Linked DNA regions of Homo sapiens: region 2 is linked to region 1. A link is a loop called in an ENCODE intact Hi-C map of the cell type or tissue named here. Cell type or tissue: CD4-positive, alpha-beta T cell. All regions are shown on one strand. Each heading gives the region's core, and the rest is flanking DNA. Links, peaks and the distances in the headings are about the cores only. Region 1 holds the start of NDC1 (NDC1 transmembrane nucleoporin). Region 2 overlaps LRP8 (LDL receptor related protein 8).

Region 1 (5,000 bases), core at 1-5,000:
AAAGTGACAATCAAATTCATGTTGCTCAAGGTAAAACATGTCTGTTTACTGAAAGCTGGCTTTAAGGAAGATGGAGGAGTTGGGACACGAACCAAACCAGAGACAATGCAGTTAGGAGGCAGTCCACCAAAAAGCTGAGGCCGGGCGTGGTGGCTCACATCTGTATCCCAGCACTTTGGGAGGCCAGGGTGGGCGGATCACTTGAGGCCAGGAGTTTGAGACCAGCCTGGCCAACATGGTAAAACCCTGTCTCTATAAAAAATTTTTTAAAAATTAGCCAGGCATCATTCCAGCCCGGGCAACAGAGCAAGACTCTGTCTAACAAAAAAAAAAAAAAAAAAGAATAAAGTTGAACTCCTATCCCACATTCTTTTTGATGTTGTGATTTTGAGACAGCTCGCTCTGTCCCCCAGGCTAGATGCAACAGTGCCATCTCAGCTCACTGCAACCTCCTCCTCCCGGGTTCAAGTGATTCTCCTGCCTCAGCCACCTGAGTAGCTGGGGTTACAGGTGCCCGCCACCACACCTGACTAATTTTTTTTTCAGTAGAGATGGGGTCTCGAACTCCTGACCCCAAGTGATCCTCCCACCTCAGCCTCCCAAAGTGTTAAGATTACAGGCGTGAGCCACAGCGCCCAGCCTCCTATCCCACATTCTATACAAAAATTAACTCAAAATGGATTAAAGACCTACATGTAAGAGCTAAAACTATAAAACTCTTGGAAGAAAACATAGGAGTAAACCTTCATGATCTTGGATTTGGCAATGGTTTCTTAGATATGACACCAAAAGCATAAGCAACAAAAGAAAAATATAGATAAATTGGACATCAGCAATATTTAAAACTTTTTTGCTTCAGAAGACACTGTCAGCCAAGTGCGGTGGCTCACAAGTGCCAAAGGTGGCAACAACCCAAATACCCACATACTGATGAATGGATAAACAAAATATGTGGTATGTCCATACAGTGGATTATTCAGCCACAAAAAGGAATGAAGTACTCATGCATGCTAAACATACACCAGGCACGATGGCATGCACCTGATGTCCCAAATAGTTAGGCGGCTGAGGCAGGAGGACTAGTTGAGCCCAGGAGCTCAAGACCAGGCTGGAGAAGATATCGTATCTCTATTATAAAAATAATTTTTAAAAAAATTTTAGAGGCCAGGCACGGTGGCTCACGCCTGTAATCTCAGCACTTTGGGAGACCGAGGCGGATGACTCACTTGAGGTCAGGAGTTCAAGACCGGCCTGACCAACATGGTGAAACCCCATCTCTACTAAAAATACAAAAATTAGCTGGGCGTAGTGGTGCGTATCTATAATCCCCGCTCCTCGGGAAGCTGAGGCAGAACTCCTTGAACCCTGGAGGCGGGGGTTGCAGTGAGCCGACAACGCGCCATTGCACTGCAGCCTGGGCAACAGGGAGCGAGCCTCCGGCTCAAAAAAAAAAAAAGATAAGACTTACGGACCCAAAAGTTTTTAGTTTGGAATACAGGGGAGATGGCAGTGCACTGGGATAGAAGCACTTTTCCAAAAGGGATCTTTCTCCTCTTTCTCTTTGCACTCCAGAGAAGCGATGTAGTACTGTTAATTCCGTAACTTTAAGGAGGAAGTACTATTCCACTCAGCTCAGTCCCATTCTACCTTACAAAGAACACCTGCCCTGCTTACTGGACCCTAACCCCAGCCTCTACTAATGCCACATTTCTTTCCAATTCCGTGCATTCCTTCCCACTTCTTAACGAAACAAATTAAGTTATTTATTTTGCACCTACTGGATACGGTACCCTTGCGTAAAACTCCGCCTCACTCCCTATTCCAATTTCCATTCAGTCCATCCGTCCCACTCTGACCAGCTTCCTTCCACTCAGGACCCCTCTCCTACCCCGTAACCAACTTCCACTCAGGACTTCCCACAACCCTGCAATCAGTCCCCCAAGTGGTGCCTTCCCCACGCGTTCTCTCCACGCTGCCCCGGGACCGGCCCTCCCCCGCCCAGCGCGCACGCGCGATCAGAGCTTGCCCGCCCGGCCCGACCCTGGCAGTGCGTGCCACAGTGCACGCCGCACTCACGCGCCACAGTATGTCCCGCGACCTGCCGGCGCAGGGCCGGCTCACGGCCGTGGCCATGGAGATGGCGGCCCCTAGTCTAGGGCGTACAGGAGACCGTGCGCCCGCCCGCCACCGCAGTTCAAAGGCAGGAAGGCCCCAGGAGGACCCTGCTGGGTCTGCCTCAAACGCTGCCTGAGCGAAGCCCGGCCCAGGCTCCAACCCATCCCTGCGAGGCTTCGTCTGGACAAGCTCAACAGGCCAGGACTGCCGCGCAGACACGTCCCGCAAACGCGGCTGTAACTCCAGGAACCGCCCTCTGGCGACCAAACGGTCCCTTCGAAGCAGGGTCCAGCGGGGCGCCAGAAGCAGGTGGCGGCGCTGCATGCTGGGAACTGTAGTCTCGACGGCCCCCTGAGAGGAAGTAGGAGGAATGTTGCATTCTGGGACTCGGAGTTCCAAAGTACAGAATGCTGGGAGTCAAGGTCTTCCTGGAGGTGCCTTGAGGCATGCTGGGAATAGTAGTCTTTTATAAAGCCGATAACAGCCACAGTATTGATTGACTGGAATTCTTCAGTTAGAGCTAGCAAAATGATCTGCCCTCATTTCTCCCTATTACTTTATAAGTCACCTAAAAGTGAAACCAAAGGATGTGGTGGTCTTCTCCACAATAGGTACGCAGTAATTTTACTGAAATAAAAAAAAAATTCTCTAGAGATGCCTTTGGTTTCATAAAATCTGGTTTCTACTTCCAGATCTGCCACTTGCTAAATTGAATATTTTTATCTTCTCTGAGCCTCCATTTCTTCAACAGTAAGATAAGGATGAAAATAAAAATATCCTGGTGATGTTGTGAGGATGTAAATAATATGCTATACAAATGTTATCATTAATATACTGCCAGTAAGAAAAAAGGTGTTTCACCAACCCAAGTTTCACCTAATGAAGTCTTCTCAGTGCTTTAGACCTCAGTGAGATCTCTGGATGCATATCGCTAACGCCTTTTTATGCTCAATCACATGCCACAGTCAACATGCAATACTCAAGACAGAAATAGATTCAGTGATTTACTGACTAAGGAAATGCATAGGCTGGTGAGAGGAATTGAGATCACACCTACTGCTCTGCAACGTTTGCTAACAATGGCTTCCTGAATGCTTTAAGATTATATCCTATTCACTTCCAAAATCATGTTACTATCAATCATGTCTAAAGCACTGTAGGACAAACTGGGAATACAACTGATAGATCAAGTCTCTGCCGTGAAGAGATCTATCCGGTGGTGGAGAAAACTTGTAAAGAATTAGTCCAGGCCAGGCACAGTGGCTCACACCTGTAATCCCAGCACTTTGGGAGGCCAAGGCAGGAGGATCACAAGCCAGGAGTTTGAGACCAGCCTGGGCAACATAGTGAGACCTCATCTCCACAAAAACAACAACAACAACAACAACAAACTTTTTTTTAAATTAGCCGGGTGTAGTGGTGCACACCTGTAGTCCAAGCTACTCCATAGACTGAGGCAGGAGAATTGCTTGAACCTGGGAGGTTCAGGCTGAAGTGAGCAGTGATGGCGCCATCACACTCCAGACTGGGCCATAGAGTGAGACCCTGTCCAAAAAAAAAAAAAATCAGTCCAAATGCGTGTTCATAAAGACACCTCAGGTTCTAAGGTTCTTGTGGTAGAGACTACTCGTTGTCTGCCTCAATATCTATTCTCCCCTTCTTTCATAATAATTGAACTCCCAGTTTTTTAACTGGGCATATAGTTATATTTCCCAGCCTCTTTTGCAGCTAGGTATGGCCAGCTGACTGAGTTCAGGCCAATAAAATATAATCAAAGTATTGCATGGTAGCTTCCTAGAAACCCCCTTAAAAGGGAGCTACTGCATGATGGTCTTTGCCTCTTCTTAATCCCATCCTCCATTCAGCTGCCTGGATTTGGGATGTGTTGGCTGCAGCTCTAGCACCATACTGGACCACAGAAAGGGGGTCACACTGTAGGGAAAATGAAGTACTGAGCCTAAAGGAGACTTGATTATTTATGGCAACCATATCAGTTCTAGGCTACCTGCCTTTACCTCCTAATTTCATTTACACAAGAGAGACAATTATTTATTGTTTAAGCCACATCTATTTTTTTTTTTTTTTGAGACAGAGTCTCACTCCTTTGCCCAGGCTGGAGTGCAGTGGCATGATCTCAGCTCACTGCAACCTCCGCCTCTCGGGTTCAAGTGATTCTCCTGCCTCAGCCTCTTGAGTAGCTGGGATTACAGGCGCATACTACCATGCTGGCTAATTTTTGTATTTTTTAGTAGAGACGGGGTTTTGCCATGTTGGCCAGGCTGGTCTCAAACTCCTGACCTCAGGTGATCTGCCTGCCTCAGCCTCCCAAAGTGCTGGGATTACAGGCATCAGCCATCGCATCCAGCCTCTGCTTCTGTTTTTATAGCACCTATCACAGTCTTAAATCATCTTGTTTGTTTACTTCTTATTGTCTGACTTCTCACTAATATACAGACTTCACAAGAGCAGGGACTTTGTCTTGTTTATCATCGCTTCCAAAGTACCCATTACATTAGTAAGTAATAAATGAATTTTTATTTAATGAATAATGAATGAGTGGAAGAAATTAACTATATTGGACAGTGTTTCTTCAGGACAAAAACTTTTGATACCTATATCAAAGGGGGATTTAATGCAGGGAATTGATAACAAAGTTGTTGGAGAGGCTAAAAAAGCATAGGAAAGAAAGAACGGGGCTGTAGTAGCTAAGAGCAGAATGGAGTTACTGCCCAAATACCAGGAAGCTACTGCTTCCATTTAGAGCCATGAGACAACACTGAATGCTGAGCTGCTGAGGGTGGTGCCCCTGCTGCTGTTAGAACCACTCTGTTGATTTGAGCACCCTGTAGCTGCTGAAAGCACCACCCAGAAGTGCCTGCAACTAT
Region 2 (11,190 bases), core at 1-5,000, 600 kb before region 1:
AGATGACATCATTCTTGGGTCCTGGCGGCTAGAACTGTATACGATTCTGTAAGTTGGGACAGCAGTCTCTGATTCCTATTCCCAGTCTTTTCTTTTTGAGACGGAGTTTCGCTCTTGTTGCCCAGGCTGGAGTGCAATGGAGTGATCTCAGTTCACCGCAACCTCGCCTACCTAATTTTTAAACTTTTTGTAGAGGCAAAGTCTCCCTATGTTGCCCACGCTGGTCTCAAACTCCTGGGTTCAAGTGATTCTCCTGCCTTAGCCTCCCAAGTAGCTGGGATTACAGGCATGCGCCACCATGTCCAGCTAATTTTTGTAATTTTCTGTTTTTAGTAGAGACGGGGTTTCACCATGTTGGCCAGGCTGGTCTCGAACTCCCGACCTCAGGCGATCCGTCTGCCTCGGCCTCCCAAAGTGCTGGGATTACAGGCATGAGCCACCGCGCCCGGCCCTCAGTCTTAACACGGAGTCCTTTTCTCCCTGCAAAAGCATTAGCAGCAGAGTGTAGAGTAGGTGTGGTGGGGGAAAAATCACTGGACACAGGTTAAAATAATCCCTGTGTAACAATGACTCATTGTAACCAAAGGTGAACCGACTCAACTTTTTAGACTTCAGTTTCCTTCTCTTTAAAATGAGCATAATAATGTACACCTAGCAGAACTGTTGTAAGAAACAATGTCTCGGAAACTAAATTGCTGTAAAACCATAAGACATTTTTATTACAAAACACTGGATATGGGTGGTAACAAGGGAATTGTATAAACGAGAAGGGGGCTAGACACAGTGGCTCATACCTGTAGTCCCAGCACTTTGGGAGGCTGAGGCAGGAGGATCACTTGAGCCCAGGAGTTTGAGACCAGCCTGGGCAACATAGGAGACTGTCTCTACAAAAAATTTAAAAAATAGGTAGGTGTGGTGGTGCACACCTGTAGTCCTAGCTACTTGGGAGGCTGAGGTAGGAGGATAATTTGAGCCTGGGAGGTCGAGGCTGTAGGGAACCATGATCACACCATTACACTCCAGCCTGGGTGACAAAGCAAGACCCTGTCTCAAAAAAAAAAAAAAAGAGAAAAAAAGAAAAGGGACCAGGTATCAAGCACCTAATAAATGTCAGCCCCTAGGGTCAATGGGATTACCTGTGCTTGTTCTTTGAATCATCACAACAATCTTGAGGTGGTAATTAGAGTTAAGTATGTAGAGGGATTAAGCAATTGCTACAAGGTTATTTTCCAGGAGTAAAATTATAAAAATCATAAGTGAATCTGGGGATCTTCAGATGTGGCAAATAACAAAAGTGTTGAGAAATTTAAAGGACACACAACTCCAGTCAGGCTGTGAAGTAATCCAGGTTTCTGGATATGAGACATGGTGTAACTGAAAGAGCATGGTCTGTGTGTCTGCAGTGCCTGCATTCAGCATCATTTATTTGAGCATCCACTGAGTGTCATGTGCAGAGAGGATACAATGTTGAGCAAGACAGTTGTTCACAGAGCTTGCAGAGGAGGCAGTTAAGGAGCATACAAGCAATTACAATGTAAGGATAAGATTACCAATAAAGGAAGCACAGAGGACTATGGAAGCACATGAGGTGACTCCTAATCCAGTGCAGGGTCCTTAGGGAAATGTTCCTGAAGGAAATGTTCCAGACGGAGGCCCAGAACTGTGTGATTAGAATATAGAGTAGTGAGTGATGAAGCTGGAGACAGGGCAGAAGCCAAATCATGAAGGGTTTTATAAGCCATATTAAAAGAGTTTGGGCAAACCCAAGAATATTGGATTTTTGTGCCAGCAAAGCAGTTGAAGAGCTTTAAGCAGGAAAGTGGAAAGAAGTGGTGGTGATACATCTATGGTACTTTAGAAAGACACTTTGGCTGCAGTCTTGTAGGTTAGATTGGAAAATGAAAAGACTAGAAGTATGACATTCAGATAAGTAGTTTAAGTAATCTATTAGCTGGGCAGGGTGGCGTGCACCTGTAGCCCCAGCTACTCGGGAGGCTGAGACAGGAGAATTGCTTGAGCCCAGGAGGCGGAGGTTGCAATGAGCTATGATCCTACCACTGTACTCCAGCCTGGGTAACAGAGTACGACCCTGTCTCTTAAAAAAAAAAAAAAAAAAAAGTAATGGAGATAGAAAAGTGGATGGATTTGAGATGGAATACCATAATTTAAGGGGTAGGCAAAGGATACTAAGATGTGGCCAGAGAGATAGGAGAAAAAACATGAAATGTTATCATGGAAGCCAAAATAAGAATATGCCAAGAAAAGAGTGGCTAACAGTGTTAACTACTGCTTCCAGGTCAAGGAAGAGCAAGACTGAAAATGTTTACCAGATTTATAATCGAGGAGGTCCTGGATGACCTTGGCAAAAGCAACCCCAATGGCATGGGAATGAATGGTAAGGCAGAAGTATTGGGATGCAAGTAGGCAAAAATTGTTATCGAAGTACAGAGGTGAGTTATCTAACCTAGTCTTAGAGAAAAGGGAAGGCTTCCTGGAGGAGGCATTACCTAAGTGGAGTACTCAAGGACAAATAGGAGTTAGTCATGTGGAGGCAGAGAAGGAAAATTTAGGCAGAGAATGCTACATGTACAATTGCTCTTTGGGGGCACTAAAAATAACCTTGTGACTTTGGGCAGTTACTTTGCCCATTTTCTCATCTATAAAATGGGAGTGGATAGTATTGATAGTATTTATCTCACCGAATTGTTGACAAAGATTGGGATAATTTATATAGAATACTGGTACACATTAGGGACTCAGTAATAGTTCACTCCCCCTCATTAAAGTATTACAATGAAACAAAACTTAAAAGATTTTTTTTAAATGAATTTAATCTCTCTCTAGAAACAGTGCACTGATTTTACAAATGTCCACATTTGGTTTTCAGTTTACCAAGATGATGCCAGTATAGCTAGTGAGATGCAGCACCCCATCCTCAGCCCCCTCGCCTCTGGAAGAGACACCAGACTGCAAAGGGCACCGCGTACAGAAGCTAACGGAACTTGAATGACAAGACAAAAAGAGCAGAATCAGTTAGTGTGACACAACATTCTAACATGCCTGATTCTTACATCAAATATGGTAACTTTGGGGTTGGTAGGGGGAGACAAACAAGGAGAATCCACTTGGGAACAATTTGATGAAGTTTGCAAATCAGCACTTTACCCCCAAATTAACAACAGCTTGTATGGAAAAAAAAATGCTCTTTTAAAAGTATATGGTTTGGACAGGTATATTTGTTTTCTCTTGTAGTTTTTGTAAAAAAGTATCAAAACCTTGGCTTTAAATATATATATATATATATATATACACACACACACACGTGGCTTTTTAAAAATTACTTTTTTATAGCACAAAGTGTTTGTAAATGCAGAGGGTTTCTGCTAATTCTTGACTGTGCACATGGTGCATAGCCTGAATGAACAGAGCTTCCTGATTTTTTTTTAACTGAAAAATTGAAGCAGTAATTCTTTAACCTTCTAAATTCTCCATACCCTAAAAATACAGTGTGAGAAGTCTGTTACTCTATCTTCATGCATTTCGGGAAAAGGAATTATTTACTCTGAAACATTTAATGCTAACTCATTTATATTTTGTGAAACGATGAGTGTATGGCTGGAGTTCGGGGGGTAGGGTGGAGAGGCTTGCATTCCTGTGCCATTTCCCCATTCCCACCAGTGCCCAACTGGACAGTGATTAGTATCCCCTCTCCAGACTCAACGTCTTCAACATTTTCGTTTTTCTTTCTCACAGTTGAGAAAATCTAAGAGGCTCTCGACAACATGGCATGCATCTGTGAAAATCCCACTGCCCTTATATTAGTCTTCATTGACCATATAAAAAATCTTTGACTCAAATATATGAAAAGCAGTCAGCATTTCCCTTTGGCCACTGGAAAGCTTGAGGCTGAATAATATCAGTTCTGCAAAGTGCTGGCAATGCATCCTAATGAATTTTCCATGATGCATGTAGTGCCTTGTACACAATGATCAAGAAATGCTTCATTGAATCAGAAATTAATCTATTTTATAAAGTGCTTACATTGAATCTCTTTCCATACAGCCTCATTTCTTGCCCCCCTTGAGCCTTTTGTTCCTGTTAGAATGAACTGTGCAATTCCTAAAGTCCCTGTGCTCTTTCATACCTCTGTGTTTTAGCTCGATGTGTCTCTGTCTGAAGCAGCTTGGAATCCCCTTCTTAATTTTTAAGACTTAAGGTCACTTCTATGATGACCCTATTCCTCATTTCTTAGGTGGAAAGACCCCTCTCTCCTTTGAGCCCTAACAGTGCTCTGAATAGAATCAATGCCTTTTTTGTTTCCACATATATCATCCTCCACTGCTACTGTGAACTCTGTAAAGTCAGAACATGTGTGACTGACCTTTACATCTGCAGTGCCAGGTGTGTAGTTGGTATCTAGTGAGTGGTTTTAGTGAATGAATATACTGCAGTCATACTGAGATAACTGGAGGGATCAATAGGACTTACTGCCATACATTTAAATCCGATCTCATTCTCTTTTTGCCAGTTAACAGGTTACTTCAATCTGTTTTATAAATAATCTGTGTATCAAGAGTAAATAAGTACAGTTTCGTTTTCTCTGTTTCTAGAAGGCATTTCAGTTAGTGCCTTTGTAATTCCACTGGAGGAAAGGTAGACCATAGTATAGGTAGCAGGTTTGATACAATGTTCAGGCAGCCCAAAATAGTCTTCCTGCAGAAGGAAATGGAGGAAACGCACTGGGACTGGCTTCTGATAAATTTTCTGCCCCCTTGGCATTGTCTCTGAGCTTCCTTCCAGCTCTATAGTCCAGTGACTCTGTGATCTGTGATTGGCTGTAGATAGCTATGCACGGGGGCAAAAGGCAAAAGATATGTAACTGTACCTCAAAATGAGGCTGAAAAGCCTCTATGAATGGGGGAAGGTGGATCTGACTCCTCAGGTTTCATCTTATTTACTGCCGTCCAACACATGAATATATCACAATTTGTTTCTTGTAAAGGGTTGCTCCCATTGCTGCCTCTTTCAAACTGCAGTTGTAGCATATGCAGGAAACATGAATGTCTCTGAGAAAAAGTTGTGAATTTCATTGTCATTTTGAGATCTCAGGCTGTATGTCCAGACCCCATTCATCATTTTTTTCTGTGAATGCCAGGATCTTACTGAAAGTTTAGAAACTATGCCTTAGCCACTGTTATCATTTAATTCCTTGGAAAATTCAGTTTCTTTGGAAGGTTACAGAAAAAGTCACTTGTTTTGAGTACATTTCCATGTTTTTCACTGTCATCATTTTTCTTCAGTCAAAAATAATTTTACTTTCCGTTCTTAAAAGAATAGTAATATGTGAGTAAGCTCCATAGGAGTTGGCCACCTGTTCTTAAAATTCTGTTTGGTATTGGTCATTCTAGGTCAACTGCATTTACCCTCTCAATGAATGTTTCAGGACTATCAACACATGCATGTCATGAGGAGATTGCTGGATTATGCAAAACACACTGCCCAAGCTCCAGAATATAGTTATTTTCTTAGAGTTTAGGAGGCCAAGAGTGACACAGAGGAAGGTCCTAGGTACAGGATGCTAGAACTCCAGAATGTCTGACTGAAAATTCAAAGGGTATCAAGCTGGTGAGACATCCAACTTCATTGAGTTGGGGGCATCTGGCAGGTAGGGATGGGAAGGCATTTGCTTAAGTGTGTCAAGTTCCAGGTATGATGAGATTAGATGCAGCTCCTCTGCTCCTACTTAAGTCAAACACTTCCATGTTGCACCTTGTCCCTGGTTGTCTAGTGGGAGTAAGTGGCAGAACAGCAGAGTTAAGAAACTCAAACTCTTTCTCTTTGGATGGGAAAGCCACTGGGGACTGAATCCTTCTGGGACTATAGGATTATGTTTCCAATGGGAGACCCCACAAGTAGAAAAGAGCACTTCTCCCTTCCTCCCCCAAGGCCAAGAAAAGCAAAGAAGATGTCTATAATGAAGAACATCTATACATATACCCGGAGTTTTTCCTTTTATTTACAAAGCAGTAAACCAAATTCCTGTGTGAACATAAATATCCAATATAATATAATATTGCGTATGCCATTTCCCCCCTCAAATATGACTTCAATTTTGGCCAGTTGTTCTGACTTAAGCCAAAAATTAGTTTCATCTATATGAACATATGATGGTAAGTAACCTATTTATTACCTTAAAATGTTTCCCCACATAAAGGAAATGGTAGAGAGTAAGGGGAAAAGAGAAATAAGAGATGTGATAAAACCTATTCCACCATCTTTATCTTCATCCACAGCATGTCCTAGACATTCAGTGCCTGGGCCAGTCTCTATAGTAAACTTGGGCTGATCTGGAAACGTCTCCACTTAGCTCTGTAAGGATGGCACCCTTCAGGGTGCTTCAGAGGAAACTTACTGAATTCAACCCAAGTGTCCTGAAAGAAATTGAAGAAGTTACTCAAAGAGCTGAACTTTAAAACAAGGAGTAGCTGAGGGTGAGGCATATCCTATCTTGAGTTTCTGAGCACTCTGGTACCATGGAATGTCTGTACACTGACCTTCGCCAAAGCCAAGAAAGCCCTGGTAGGAGTCACAGCAGCCATGGGTGAGCTGAAAGGCTTTTCCTGACTTCCTGGGGTCTCAGGAATAGCCAGAGGTGAAAAGATTTGCCTTTTTTACTACATAATTGCACAAACCATGGTATCTATTTTCTGATCCAGATTTCCAAAGGCTTTTCTGAAAACTACAAGATATACCCCTTGTGGACTGTGTGAAAATAAATTTATCTTTATGTATTTGAACAGTAGCCATAGATGTGCCTCTTCTCTACAGATTTTTCTGTCACACACATACACATATAAACACACACATACACACACAGAGTCTGTGTGGTGGGCCAAACATGCCAAAAATAAATACTCTCACTTCTCTAAATTATTTATAGAACTCATCTGATTTTTAAAATATGTTAATAAATAATCTAAATGGGGGAGGGAGTTGAAGTGTTTTTTTTTTTTTTTTACTTATGTTGATGGATAGCCACAAAGCATAATCATCTTATTTACAAAAAACAAATGCCCCAAAACCTAAAAAAGCCCCCCCAGCAACCAAACATCTTCTGTAAATATAGTTTTTAAATGATGAGTAAGGTACTGTGCCATTGGCCCCCATTTGGTTATGTGCATCATGTTAGTCAGCAGTAGCCATTCCACGAATTCCTCATGGGTAGTGCAACCAGTTAAAAAGTGTATAAAACATTATACATAGAAAAACTCTCACATCCTTTGGATGTTTGCAGTTCATCATAACTTTGTGGTTACCTTTCCGCAACATAAATTTAAAAAAAAAATCACACACACACATACACTCACACAGACCCATATATAGAAACCCATTCATCCAGTCATACACCATCCAGAGTGTAGTGCATGGGACTGAATTCCATGAGGCACGAAGGGGGTGATCCCATCCTCAGGGTAGTCCATCATCTTCAAGGCTTAATGCCACTCGCTGGGGAGACAAACCAAAGAATTCATCATTAGATCCATAAGAGTTACTATTTATTTAGTATTGACAAATCACAGACTTACGTTACTTTAACAGGTATTAGCTCACATAATGTTCAAACTATCCTAAGAGACAGGATTTATCCTATTTATTTTACAGATGAGAAACAAAACTCAATGAGCTTAAGTAGGGTTTGTTCTGGATCACATAGCAAGTGGCTGAACTAAAATTTGATCCCAGGTCTGTATGAATCCAAAGCTGTAGATTTTTTCATCATTCTGTTTTGTATCTTTGTAAAGAAGAGTTGCACAGATCTAAATTTTCTTAATCCTCCCTTATAGGATTTTAGGTTTGGTCAATTTCAGTGGGTTAGCTTTGGCAAATGTTAAATTTCAGGCTATGGGGTTACTTGTCTCTAGCATGCTAATCACATTTAGAAAGGTAATATACTGCACCTTCCCAACAGATTAAACACAGTTGGGAGGCAATGCAGGTTAATTAAATTCCATCCCTCTCTCCCTCACCCCTGCTTTCCAGTCATTAGGTAGATGCTAGACTCCTGTCTGCCAAAAATGGCTGACCATGGGAAGGTGAGCCCACTAACCCCTGAACCAGTCTATTCCATTGTGGACAACAGATTTAAATTCTTTCCTATATTAATGTGAAATTTGTTTGTTTATATCTTCTGACATTCCCTGATTCCATCTCAGACTCAGAGACAGTTCTACATAGGACAACCCTTGAAATTTATAGATGGTGTTTGAATTCCCTTCCGTTCATTCTGAGTGTTTTCTTCTCCAGGGTACACATCTAACTTTCCCCAGCTAGTCCTGATGTAATCTTGTTTGCCTCTTTTCCATTTCCCAGATACCCTCCTTTGGAAAGACCCTCCCCAGCTTCAGTACTTTTCCTCATAGTTATGTGAATTTGGGCCAGCCACTTTACTTCTCTGAGACTTAGTTTTATCATCTATCAAATGGGAATAGTAACAGGACCTACCTCACAGGGTTGTTGAGGAATCAAATGAGATAATGCACAGAGAGTGTTTAACATAGTACCTAACAACACATAGGGCCCAGAATATCCTAGGTCAACGTAACCAACATAAAATAGAATCAGACTAGTATCTCCCATCTCTGGACATTCTACATATGATAAAAAGTAACTCTACTGCCTTTCAAGTCATCTTTGGGTTATCTGTAGTTTTTTTATGAATGCAATGGCCATCCTCCACCAGTGTAGATATTTAAGACTATCTTATTCTAGTCTAGCTACCCTCCCACTCTCTCTAAGACAGATCTCTAGGCCAAAGATAGGCCCCAGTAGTGATGGTACAGTTATCCGAGAAATGGACAGAGGAGAGACAGGTTGTTGAGAATATTGATTTCCAGAGCTTCAAGGCTATTTACCTCACGATATAAAGGAAAGAGCATGGGCTTTTGTGTATATACAGACTGGAGTTTGAATTCTGGTTCTGCCACTTCCTGGCTATGACCTTAGGCAAGTTATTCAATTTCTATGAGTCTCAGTTTCCTCATCTGCAAAATGGGGCGAATAATATCAGCTTGATAAGGTTATTATGAAGATTAAATGAGAAAATATATGTAAAACACTGGGAACAGTGTCTGACACACAGTAGGTGCTCACTAAATGTTGATTTCCTTATTTCTCTGCAACTGGCAGAAGCTTATTACTTGGTCCTTAACACTCATCGGGAGTAACTCCCCCTGAGTCATTTCTTTCTCTGGAAATAATGTCACTTTACATGTGCAGAGTGCTTTGTAAGTCACAAAGTGCTCTCACACGTGCTATCTCACTTGTACTTTATAAACTCAGGAGGCAGGTAGAATGGGGGTTGTTATTCTCATTTTACAAATAACAGTGAGCAGAAAGAAGTGACTGAGATCACAGGGCAGTGGAAGGATGGAACTGGGAGTTTTCTTATTCCAAGTTCAGTGCTTCTTCCACTGTGCTCCCTCTGATCTTCAAAAACTGGTCAAGCAACTATTTTTTTGGACTGGCCGAGGTTAAGGATCCTCAAGGCCATCTGCTAACCCTCCTCATTTGCTCCATCTCATTTCCCATGTCTCCCCTTCATGAACAGTTTGCCTCAGCAGCAATTCTGTCTGCCCTGCCCCAAACTTGATTGCTTTCTTCCACATGCCATTCATTGGTCTGTGACTAACCCATTTTTCTTCTTTGCCCCAACACCCAGCTTACAATTTGCAGCCTTCCCAAACCAGAAAGCCTTCTAGGATTGGCTGCGCCTGCCTTGGTTCATGCCCTCACTCACCAGCCCCTCAGACTTAGAGTGGCACTGCCCTACCTTGGATTTGACGACAGGCAGCTCGGAAAGAGGGTTCTTCGGGAGTTGGTGCAGCTGTGACCTTGGTTCCCCCGGCAAGACAAAAAGCTCCTTGAGGGCAGGGGCTGGGTCTTCCGGTTCTCTGGTCTCCCCAAGACAGGGCTCTGCCCACAGTGGGCGATCAAAGCTGCTGATTGCCTGACAGGGGGATGGCACTGTGGATGACCTCTGAGGTCACACTCAGCCCCCTGACTGTGCTGTATAACAGTGACACCTGCTGTGCCACTTTGTGGTCCTCATTCCCCCAAAAAGCCATGCTGTGTTGTACCTTCAAGCCTTTGCACATGCCTCTATCTGGAATGCCATTTCCCTCCTTCTCTCCCGGGAAAACTGCTATTAATCTTTCAAGGACATAGTCCATCTGTCACCTTCTCTGTGAGGCATTCCTTGCCTGATTCCCCAGACAGAATTAATAGCTCCCTTGTTGATGTTTCCATGGCATCTGTTCAACAAATATTTGTTGGGAGTCAGCCATGCCGTGCTAGGCATCAGGAAAACAGATTAATCAGACAGTTCTGCCCTCAAGGATCTTATGGGTTAGTGAGGAGACCACTGAGTAAAAGACAAGTGGACTACAGTGTGACAGGGGCTGTGAGGTAGAGAGGCCCAGAGTACTGTGGGAGAACAAAGCAAGCCAAAGATAGCTTTCTAGAAGAGGGGACTCCTGAGCTTCCACCACGGCATTCAGCACACAATTATACCACTGTATGTTAGTATCTCTAACTCCCTACCAGCTTCTTGGGAGCAAGCATGTTCCTTATTGACTTTTGAATACTTGATATCTAATGTGGTGCTTGGCACATAACTGGCATACAGTATTGAAATGAATACATTTGAATTAAATGGCCACAGTTACCCTTCCAGGCTAAAGGTTCTGAAAATTTACTGAGCAGAAAGAGAGACATTTGGCTTTTTTTACTGCCAGGAAGAGCCTCTAGGTACAAGGTGGTCCTGATACCTTTTTACCTTAACCACCTACCCCAGCATTTCTGTGTTCCCCAGGGCCTAGAACAGTGCCTGATACATGGTGCGTTTTTGATAAATGTTTGAGGAAGGAAAGAAGGAGGAAGGGAAGGAGGGAGGAAAGGAAGGAAAGAAGGAAAGAAAAAAGACAGGGAGGGAGGGAAGGACGGAAGGAAAGGAGGGAGGGAAGGACGGAAGGAAGGAAGGGAGGGAAGAAAGGATGGGAAGGAAGAAAGGATGGGAGGGGAAGAAAGGATGGAAGGGAAGATGGTCGGAAGGTAGGAATTCTCCCAGTGAGAAATACTTACTGCAGGATAGACATGGCCAATCTGAGCAGTTCTCCCTATATGGAGCTCATC

The links. Peaks named below come from ENCODE experiments on the same cell type or tissue, not always from the same donor. Only the 100,000 strongest peaks of a DNase experiment are listed, where the experiment ranks them.
Region 2: a loop joins it to region 1, with 5 times the contacts of the local background. A loop is called at or near these places in 7 of 110 quality-filtered maps.

The regions. Positions count from the first base shown.
Region 1 is chr1:53,836,129-53,841,128 of GRCh38, forward strand. It overlaps NDC1 (NDC1 transmembrane nucleoporin), which reads right to left and starts at 2,168. Exons shown (of 18, transcript NM_018087.5): 1 at 2,077-2,168. The coding sequence starts at 2,133. RefSeq lists a silencer at 1,922-2,051 and an enhancer at 2,162-2,641. In CD4-positive, alpha-beta T cell, for the core only: no CTCF peak of the experiment used is centred there; DNase peaks (open chromatin) are centred at 1,293, 2,143 and 2,463; H3K4me3 peaks cover 1,748 bases; H3K27ac peaks cover 542 bases.
Region 2 is chr1:53,239,551-53,250,740 of GRCh38, forward strand. LRP8 (LDL receptor related protein 8) reads right to left here. Exons shown (of 19, transcript NM_004631.5): 17 at 11,140-11,190; 18 at 9,830-10,006; 19 at 2,814-7,506. The coding sequence ends at 7,468. It overlaps MAGOH-DT (MAGOH divergent transcript), which reads left to right. Exons shown (of 3, transcript NR_038953.1): 2 at 2,297-2,395; 3 at 2,888-3,233. Among named protein-coding and RNA genes, the nearest start is that of MAGOH-DT, 6.5 kb to the left of the region's middle. In CD4-positive, alpha-beta T cell, for the core only: no CTCF peak of the experiment used is centred there; no DNase peak of the experiment used is centred there.